2 separate regions of the Homo sapiens genome follow, and region 2 is linked to region 1. Evidence: chromatin contacts called from ENCODE Hi-C or POLR2A ChIA-PET data. All regions are on one chromosome and are shown on one strand. Each heading gives the region's core, a stretch centred on a gene start or an enhancer-like site at or near the end of the contact. The rest is flanking DNA. Distances are from core to core; before and after follow the strand shown. Region 1 holds the start of SULT2B1 (sulfotransferase family 2B member 1). Region 2 overlaps DBP (D-box binding PAR bZIP transcription factor).

Region 1 (4,887 bases), core at 2,077-4,576:
TGGATGTATAATCCTTGCTCCTCTCACTACCCATGACCAAGTGGCTCTGGGTTTTCCACTTGCATTTTCCCACACTCTTCATCTTTTTTTTTTTTTTTTTTTAATTGAGACCGAGTCTTGCTCTGTTGCCCAGGCTGGAGCACAGTGGCACAATCTCGGCTCACTGCAATCTCCACCTCCTGGGTTCAAGCAATTCTCTGCCTCAGCCTCCTGAGGAGCTGGGATTATAGGCACCCACCACCACTCCCGGCTAATTTTTGTATTTTTAGTAGAGACGGGGTTTTACTATGTTGGCCAGGCTGGTCTTGAACTCCCGACCTCGTGATCCACCCGCCTGGGCCTCCCAAAGTGCTGGGATTACAGGCATGAGCCACCAAGCCCAGCCCACTCCTTCATCCTTCTGGTCTCGTCCTTGTCTCCCAGATGTCCAAGACCCTCAGATTCATTTCTGGGGGTTGATGGTCTCCACTAGTATCTCTGCACTCTCACAATTGGCTAAAATGTCACTCTGGTGTCTTCTGGTTCCTCCTTGCCACCTCTGTAGGAGTCTGGACCCCTCGCCTTCCAGAATCAGGCTTTTGCATCTCCTCAGCTCCCTCCTCATTCTCCACAGAGATTCAGTGGACTTCTCCTGGCACCACCATGACCTTCACTCATTCCATCACGTCTTCCTGTGACAATTCATTCATTCCATCAACAGGCACTTATTGAGCATTTACTATATTCCAGGCTCTTCCCTTGGGAAATAACCGCAGATTTGACATAGAACAAGCCCTTCTTTCATGGGGTTGACAGTCTAGTGGGGAGATAGATGGTAAACAAGACAAAGAAGCAAAACATTTAGGAGGTCAGATGGTGACGAGTGCTATGGGAAAAAGTAAAACAGGAAAGAGGAATGGAGAAGTTGGTGGACGAGCCTGGGGGAGGTGACACTGGGCAGAGTCAGACGATAGGAGCCCACGAAGCTCCCAGGTATCAGGAACATGCGGGAATAGCAAGGGCAAAGGCCCTGCAGTAGGAGCCTCCCCTGGGTCTTAGGCCGCCTAGTTTGGCCAGTTTCTTTCCATTGCCCACTCAGGCACAACCTCAGGCCCTACTGCTCCCCAACCTTCCTGTGCCCCGGGGATGCCTCCGCACCTGCCTGCGAGTTTCCCTCTCAGGATCCCTAAGGACCTGGGCATTCCCTTCCCCAGACTCTCCCTAACCCCCCACCCCAGCAGCACACAGAGCCAGGGACAAAGGGTCATTGAATAGAAAACAAAGGTGAAGACAGCCCAGCCGGAGGCCTGGTGGGGTGTCATGGTTCAGTCCCCCACCTCCGACATCAGAGGGGTTCACTCAGCCTCAGAGGGGGATGCCTGGCCCTCTCACCCTTCCACCCACCCTGCAAGAGAGCCTTTTTATCAGCAGGAACATCAAGGCTTAACACTGAAAGTATCAAGGCAGAATGTTGAGGATGTGGACTCGGTAGTGGCTGGGGGCAGGGGCGGGTGCTCCCACAGCTCAGCCTCCTGGAGACGGGTCTTGGGGTGGTGAATTGAGAGATGGGATACCCCAGAACCCTCCTTTTCTGCTTACCATCAGAGTGAAGGCGGGCAGTGCTGTGTGCCCTGGGGGAAGCCACATTACCTCTCTGGGCCCCCTTCCTGCATCTGTTAGGTGAGTCTGACGTCTTCCATCCCCCTCACCTATGCAACAATAATTGGTCAGTATATACAATTTTATTTGTTTTGGCTTTTTTTTTTTTTCTTTTTGAGATGGAGTTTCACTCTTGTTGCCCAGGCTGGAGTGCAACAGTACAATCTTGGCTCGCTGCAACCTCTGCCTCCAGGGTTCAAGTGATTCTCCTGCCTCAGCCTCCCGAATAGCTGGGATTACAGGCACCTGCCACCATGCCCAGCTAATTTTTTGTATTTTTAGTAGAGATGGGGTTTCACTATGTTGGCCAGGCTGGTCTTGAACTCCTGACCTCAGGCGATTCACCCGCCTCGGCCTCCCAAAGTGCTGGAATTACAGGCGTGAGCCATTGCACAGGCTTTCTTTTGGCATTTTTTTTTTTTTTTTGAGATGGAGTCTCTCTCTGTCGCCCAGGCTGCAGTGCAGTGATGTGATCTCAGCTCACTCCAACCTCCACCTCCCAGGTTCAAGCGATTCTCGTGTCTCAGCCTCCCAAGTAGCTGGGATTACAGGCACCTGCCACCACTGGTGGGGAGACTGGCTTCATGACTCCAGGACTCTGAGGGGTCAGGGACCAACAGCTGGGGAGGGCCAGGGTTTGGGGTGGGGGCAGAAGAGAAGAGAACACCGTCTATGCTGAGCTCACTGTGTACCAGATCCTCCACCAGCAGCTGAGAGTGTCTCCCTCAGTCCTCACAACAGCCCGATGGGTGCCATTCACAGATGGGGAAACTAAGGCAAGATGAGCCTATGAGCAAGATGGTTCCCGGCCCCACAGCTGGGAGGCACTGGAGCTGGGATTTGAACCAGGGCTGTGACCTTCAGACTCTCACGCCCAACCATATCTGGCAGTTGTCTCTCATATCTGTGTCTCTCCCTGTCCCTGACCTTTCTATGTATCTCTGTCTCTGCCCTCTGTATATCGCTGCTGGGTCTCTCAGGGTCTCTGACCCCTGTGTGTCTCTGTCTCCTCTGGGTGTCCGTGTGTCTCTGTCTCCGCCCTCCGTGTATCTCTGTTGCGTCTCTCAAGGTCTCTGGCCCCTGTGCATCTCAGTCCCCTCCTGGTCTCTGTCTCCCATGCCCTCTGCCCTCTCCCTTTCTCCCTGGCTCCCGCCCTGTCTGTGCTGCCGTGGTCCTGGCTGTGCCTCTGTCCCTGTGTCTGTTTCCAGGGTGCCCCTTACGCGTCAGCCCGTGAGGGCAAGTTTCTGTCTGCCCCTTCCCCAGCGGTGGCCTAGTGCTTGGAACAGCGCCTGGCAGACAGGAGATGCTCAGTAAATATTTCTCAAATGAATAAAGGAATGAATGAGTGAATGAATGAATGAATGAATGAACTCGCTGAGATGGGCGAGATCAGCGCCATTTCCCAAATGAGCAACGTGGGCTCCAGGTGGGTGCCCACAGGCCCAGAACTGCCAGCCCGGAAGGTTCTGGCGTGGGCTTGGCACTGACCCCCTGGACTCTGCCCCCAGCTGAGCACCAGACGCCAGGACGTGCCCATCACTGCTCCTCCCCGCCCTCAGAGCAGGGTGGCTCCCTCTGGCCTCTCCCCGCTGTTGGAGGCGTGGGTAGCAGCTGGGAGAACCGGCTGGGTGCTGCCCCTCCCCTTGGGCCGGGCACGGAGTAGGCACCTGGCGGGCTCCCCAGGTGGCAGACGCTGTCGCTGCGCACACCTGGCCTCTGTGCCGCCTGCTCCCTGCTCGTCCTCCCCTCCCCACCCTCACCCACCTGCCATGGACGGGCCCGCCGAGCCCCAGATCCCGGGCTTGTGGGACACCTATGAAGATGACATCTCGGAAATCAGGTGAGGCCCAGACCTGGGCAGGAGCCAGGAGATCCCAGGGAGGAGGTGGCTGTTTGGGGGAGCCGGGGACTGTGGCAAGGGTGGCCTCCAGCCACCCGCAGCCGCAGGCCTGGCCCAGACTTAGCTGGAGGGGCTGGGCTGGGCTGGGGCATCCAGTGTGGTGTATAGGTCCCTCCTGAGAAGGGAGTGAGGACCCGACCGTGTTGAGTCACCAGTGGGGATGCCTGGGGTGTCCCTGTCGCTCTCCGGGCCTCAGTTTTTCTGTCTGTCAAAGGGGCCCACAAGCCCTGTGTCTCCCTGATAGAGCAGTGGAAGAGAGCAGGCAGCTTGGTGCATAGTAGTTGCTCAGGAAACACAACAGCCTGTAGTACCCAGGACACCCCATGCAAGCCCTGAAATAACGGGGGTGCTTGGGGGTGAAATGGGAGAGACTGGGATGCTGCTGAGACCCCCAGAGGGAGAAGCTGTGTTCTAGGGCACTTGGGGCGGAGAGGGCAGGCTCTGGACTCTTCAGGTCTCCTAACAGTGGTTAGGGCAGAGCACTGCCCACTTCCATGAGCTCAGCGTGACTCCCTCTTCCTGGGGATGAGTCAGACACTTTGACAGTACCTGCTTTCCAGATGGGGAAACTGAGGCTGGGAGGGAACGCGACATGACCGCAATTACGCAGCTAGAAGCAAATCTGAACCCGGTCTGTCTCACGCCAGAGCCTGTGGTTTCTCCTGCTCCTCACAGCCTTGGTGATGTCCCCTTTACACCCCTCCCCGTGGCTCCATCTTTTAGGGGAGCGCAGAGGCCCAGAGAGGGCAGGCAGCCTGCCCCAGATCACACAGCAAACTGCTGAGACAATCTCCAACCCCTCGTATCTTGCACTCTTGCCAAGTGAGACCTTCCTGGCAGCCTGGGCCCCTCCAGCCACCGTGGGCTGTGAGGAGGGAGACAACCAAGACCTGTTCTCAGCCCAGTTGCCTCATTCCTTTCTTATTTTATTTTATTTTTTTGAAATGGAGTTTCGCTCTTGTTGCCCAGGCTGGAGTGCAATGGCACGATATCAGCTCACTGCAGCCTCCGCGTCCTGGGTTCAAGTGATTCTCCAGCCTCAGCTTCCCAAGTAACTGGGATTACAGGAGCCCGCCACCATGCCCGGCTAATTTTATTTTTGTATTTTTAGTAGAGAAAGGGTTTCACCATGTCGGCCAGGCTGTTCTTGAACTCCTTGCCTCAGGTGATCCACCTGCCTCGGCCTCCCAAAGTGCTGGGATTACAGGCGTGGGCCACCACGCCTGGCCGCCTCATTTCATTCCACTGTTTCAGGCCCTCCCCTCCCCTCCCTCAGCCAGAAGCTGGGGCATGAAGAGGCCTTCCTGGGTGCCTGGGACTCCAGAGACAGGAGCAGTTCAATCCTGATT
Region 2 (4,756 bases), core at 2,169-4,668, 81 kb after region 1:
ATGGGGCGGAGCCTGAGCTAGGGGGTGTGGCCTGGCTGCTAGAGTTGTGGTGGCAGGGGCCCTGGCCCCGTCTCAGGATTGCGCTCGCTTTCATGGGACCAGACGTGATGCTGGAAGGTGGGCGTCGTCACGGTTAAAGAGAAATGGGCTCGTCCCGAGGGTAGTGCCTGATCAATGAGGGCGGGGCCTGGCGTCTGATCTGGGGCCGCCCTTACGGGGCAGGGCTCAGTCCTGACGCTTGCCACCTGCTCCTACCCGGCCAGGATGGCTGAGGGCGGAGTCTATTTTACGCGTCGCCCAATGACAGGACCTGGAATGTACTGGCTGGGGTAGGCCTCAGTGAGTCGGCCGGTCAGGGCCCGCAGCCTCGCCCCATCCACTCCGGTGCCTCCATTTAGCTGGCCAATCAGCCCAGGAGGGGCAGGTTCCCCGGGGCCGGCGCTAGGATTTGCACTAATGTTCCTCTCCCCGCGGGTGGGGGCGGGGAAATTCATATCCCCTGTTCGTCTCATGCGCGTCCTCCGTCCCCAATCTAAAAAGCAATTGAAAAGGTCTATGCAATAAAGGCAGTCGCTTCATTCCTCTCAGACCTTCTGCCCTTCCTCCATCCGACAGCCCGCGGGAGGACTCAGACTCCAGCACTTCCAGCAGCGCCTGCCCTCTATGGACGACAGCCCGGAGCTGCCCACGGGCTGCAGCCAGTATGCCAGGGAGCTGCCCTCTTCTTCCACAACAGCTGGCTCTGGGGTTCTCAAGATTTATTCAGGATCGTGTTAACGGAGGCGGTGGGAGGATAGGGTCCCTGACGTGCCGGGGACACACACAGAGAACCCTCCCCGCCCCCGCAAGGGAGGGGGGAGGCTCGCTTTTTCTTAAAAATATAAATGTATTTATCTGCATTATCACGTCCCTGGGGCACCCAGCTGGCCGGCCCGTGGGCCACAGGGCAGGAAGGGAACAGGGCGTAAGTCTCAGCAAGGCGGAGGAGAGCTCCGCCAGGTGGGGATGTGGGGCAGCCTCACAGGGCCCCGTGCTGGGCCTGGTATCGGGACAGCACGGCGCGGTAGTGGGACAGCTCCTGGCGCACGGCCACAACTTCCTGCCGCAGCAGGGCGTTCTCCTTCTCCAGGAAGGCCGCCCGCACCGATATCTGGTTCTCCTTGAGCCGCCGGGCGTCACGGGACCGCTTGGCTGCCTCGTTGTTCTTGTACCGCCGGCTCCAGTATTTCTCATCCTGCAGGAGAAGAGGGGGAGAGCACTGAGGTCCAGAGGGACCCAGGTCCCAGCGAGAGAGGAAGGGAGCCCCAGCAGCGGGGCCTAAACCACACCAGGTCTCTGCTGGGATAGGTACCCAAGGGTCTGCCTTTCTAGGGCCCTGGTTGCTAAGGAGATTGGGCCCCTAGCAACAGTAAAGGCATGAGATAGACCCCCCACCCTCAAGCAACTCGCTTCAAGTCTCCACTCTGCAAAGCGGACCCCAGCCCTCCCCACATGATAAAGGCCTGCATGCAGTTAGCTCTTGCTTGCTAAGGATGCTTGTTCCCTAGCAACAAGGCCTTCATGGTCTGAGGGCTTCTCCCAATGAAGAGCACTGCCCTGCCCTGCACATTGCCTTTCCAGATCCTGGTTGCTAAGGAAAGCTTGGTGCCCTGGTGATGGGGTTTGGTGTCCCATAAAATCCTCGCAGAGCTGGGGCCTTCTGACCTGGTTGCCAAGGCAACCTCATCCATCCTTGGCAAACAAAAGTGAGGTCTAAGTGGTTTCAATGACTGTGGCCAGCCTCTGACCTGCTGGCCTTGAACTGAGGCCAGAGAATAGCCTCCTCCCCAGTAGGACCTGACTGAGAGAAGAGCTGTCTCTTAGGAAAGGGGACTATCCTGAGACCTCCCCAGAGGATTATACCTAAAGTCCTCCCATCCTGGAAGTTGGTTCCTAAGGAAGACTCCTCCTTAGTAACCAAGGACCACGGGGCTCAGAAAGATGCTCTCTACTCCACTATTTAATTAAAGCCCAGTTCCTGCTTGTGAGGGTAAATCCAGTCCCTAGCAACAGGGCCCTCTAGAAGGAGAAACCACTGGTGTAGATCTGACTTCCAGGCCAGTCCTAGGTGCTTCAAGTAGCTATGTGTTACGCAAGGGTATGGCAAAGTCTTGTTTGTTTTTGAGATGGAGTCTCGCTCTGTCGTTCAGGCTGGAATGCAGTGGCATGATCTCGGCTCATTGCAACCTCCACCTCCCAGGTTCAAGCGATTCTCCTGCCTCAGCCTCCCAAGTAGCTGGGATTATAGGTGCCCGCTACCATGTCCGGCTAATTTTTGTTCTTTTTTTTTTTTTTTGAGATGGAGTTCTCACTCTGTCGCCCAGGCTGGAGTGCAGTGGCGCGATCTCGGCTCACTGCAACCTCCGTCTCCTGGGTTCAAGCGATTTTCCTACATTAGCCTCCCAAGTAGCTGGGACTACAGATGAGTGCCACCATGCCCAGCTAATTTTTGTATTTTTTTGTAGAGACGGGGTTTCACCATGTTGGCCAGGATGGTCTCCTGATCTCGTGATCTGTCCGCCTCGGCCTCCCAAAGTGCTGTGATTACAGGTGTGAGACACCACACCCGGAACATTTTTGTACTTTTAGTAGAGGCGAGGTTTCACCATGTTGGCCAGGCTGGTCTCAAACTCCTGACCTCAAGTGATCCGCCCACCTCAGCCTCCTAAAGTGCTAGGATTACAGGCGTGAGCCAACGCGCCTGGCCCGGAATGACAAAGTCTTGTAACAGAAGCCCAAGCAACTCTTGCTAGGGAAGACTCCAGTAATGGCAAAAAACAAAATCATGCAAAGATGCAATGACTGCTCAAATCACCCCAAATCAGAAAGTGGCACTGGCTGCTAACAGAAGCCTGAAGTCTCCCACCAGTGAGAAGTCCAGGCCCAGGAAACAAGGCCTAAAGGGGCTGGCACAGTCTTCATCCTAGCCAAATGCAATCACTCCAAAGGAAGTCCCACATCAGAGATCAAAGGCCTGCTGAGTAAGGAGAGACAGGCCACAGGCTGATATCCCATTGCCAAAGGAAGACTGTCCTTTGCAAGTGTGCCTGGTGGAGCTCTGGACCCAAGTAATAGGAGAAGCTCCAAGTCTCTACAAGTAGACCTAGCAGAGCTGGCTGAGTCAGCACCCCACAGTGACACTGTCTTTTGTTTTAAGACAAGGTCTCCCTCTGTTGCCCAGGCTGGAGTGCAGTGGTGTAATCTTGGCTCACTGCAGCCTCAATCTCCCAGGCACAAGCAGTCCTCCCACCTCAGCCTCCCAAGTGGCTTGTAGAAATGGGGTTTTGCCATGTTGCCCAGGCTGGTCTTGAACTCCCGAGCTCAAGAGATCCTCCTGCCTCAGCCCCCTAAAATGCTGGGATTACACGAGTGAGGCCCCTCGCCCAGTTGACACTGTCTTTATAAACCTCAGGCCCCTGCCCCCTTGTGCCCCGTGGCCAAGGAGGACTAATCTGTGGCTGCAGGCCAGGAGAGGCTGAGCACTAATCCCAAGGAGAAGCCCAGGCTTGACTGTGAGAAAAGGCCCCTCCCTGGCTGTGGGGCATGTCTCCAGCCAAGTCTATCTCCCACATCCAGCTCTGCTCACCTTCTGCTCCTCCGGCACCTGGATTTTTCTTGCCTTCTTCATGATTGGCTGGGGCTTAAGTTCCTCTTCTGAGAAGCGATGTCTTCGAGGGTCAAAGGTCTCGTGGCCAGGAATGCTTGATAGGGCAAGATCAGCTGGGTCGGGTTCAAAGGTCATCAACACCTCCACGGTGTCTGGGTCCACAGGGCTGGGTGTGTCCCGAGAGGTCAGGCCTTGGGGAAACAGCACGTGTCAGCTGAGTGTGTATTTTAAGGAGGGGGTTTCCTGAAGCTACTTTTTGCTGTGGTATCATAGCCACATGGAAAGTCCTTCTGGGATCTAGCATAAATTCGGCCAGGGATTAATCTCCCTAATATAAAATATGAAGGTTCCCTTGGCCAGGCGCAGTGGCTCACGCCTGTAACCCCAGCAGTTTGGGAAGCCGAGGCGGCGAATCACCTTTAGTCAGGAGTTCAAGACCAGCATGGCCAACATGGAGAAACCTCATCTTTACTAAAAGTACGAAAATTGCCCAGGTGTAGTGGCGGGTGCCGGTAAGCCCAGCTACTAGGGAGGCTGAGGCTGGAGAATTGCTTGAACCCGGACCCTGGAGGTGGAGGTTGCAGTGAGCTGAGATCATACCACTGCACTCCAGCCCGGACAACAGAGCGAGACTCCGTCTCCAAAATAACGAGAAAAATGAAGGTTCCCCTAAGCCATAAAGATGCTTAGAGATCATGGAGCCATATCCACCTTTACAAACAAGGAAACTGAGTCCCAGTCATAACTGACTTGCCCTAGGTAACACACGAATCAGGGCTATTGCTTCTACACTTGATCTTAGCCAAAAGGCCGAGAAGCGATGGGGCTATTGCTTCTAAAACCTCAGGACTTCAGATGCACAGTCTAGCCTGAATCCTACTTACCGAATCCACGACCTAAGCTTAGACCCCAGACTGTCCAGAGAAAAAGAATCTACTGCACTGAAAAGCTCTCAAGTTAGAGTCTAAGAGCTACTCGCTGGAAAGAGGAGGAGAAGCTGCTCTAAGGTTCCAGAAGATTGGTTCGAAAGGAGGCGCCTGTACCTTTAAGCACCAGCCAGCCGGGGCCAGCTAAGGACACAGGTTCAGGGCCGAGTCACGTGCTGACGCC

Evidence for each region. Hi-C counts contacts between places; a loop is a spot of excess contacts on that map. ChIA-PET counts read pairs that join two places held with the same protein, here RNA polymerase II (POLR2A).
Region 2: a loop to region 1 is called in a map of Caco-2, with 8 times the contacts of the local background. The contact joins the enhancer-like site here to the promoter of SULT2B1 in region 1. A Hi-C loop is called at or near these places in 1 of 168 maps with a recorded cell type or tissue (Caco-2). POLR2A ChIA-PET finds 5 or more read pairs at or near these places in 4 of 52 experiments (BJ, CD8-positive, alpha-beta memory T cell and WTC11).

What each region holds. Positions count from the first base shown.
Region 1 is chr19:48,548,846-48,553,732 of GRCh38, forward strand. It overlaps SULT2B1 (sulfotransferase family 2B member 1), which reads left to right and starts at 3,327. Exons shown (of 7, transcript NM_177973.2): 1 at 3,327-3,478. The coding sequence starts at 3,408. RefSeq lists an enhancer at 2,747-3,271.
Region 2 is chr19:48,629,819-48,634,574 of GRCh38, forward strand. DBP (D-box binding PAR bZIP transcription factor) reads right to left here. Exons shown (of 4, transcript NM_001352.5): 3 at 3,626-3,837; 4 at 212-1,234. The coding sequence ends at 1,019. It overlaps SPHK2 (sphingosine kinase 2), which reads left to right. Exons shown (of 7, transcript NM_020126.5): 7 at 1-587. Among named protein-coding and RNA genes, the nearest start is that of DBP, 5.2 kb to the right of the region's middle. RefSeq lists a silencer at 4,733-4,756. Within about 2 kb of position 3,419, at least 15 of the 41 ENCODE cell types and tissues checked have a DNase peak (open chromatin) inside an H3K27ac peak, as active enhancers do.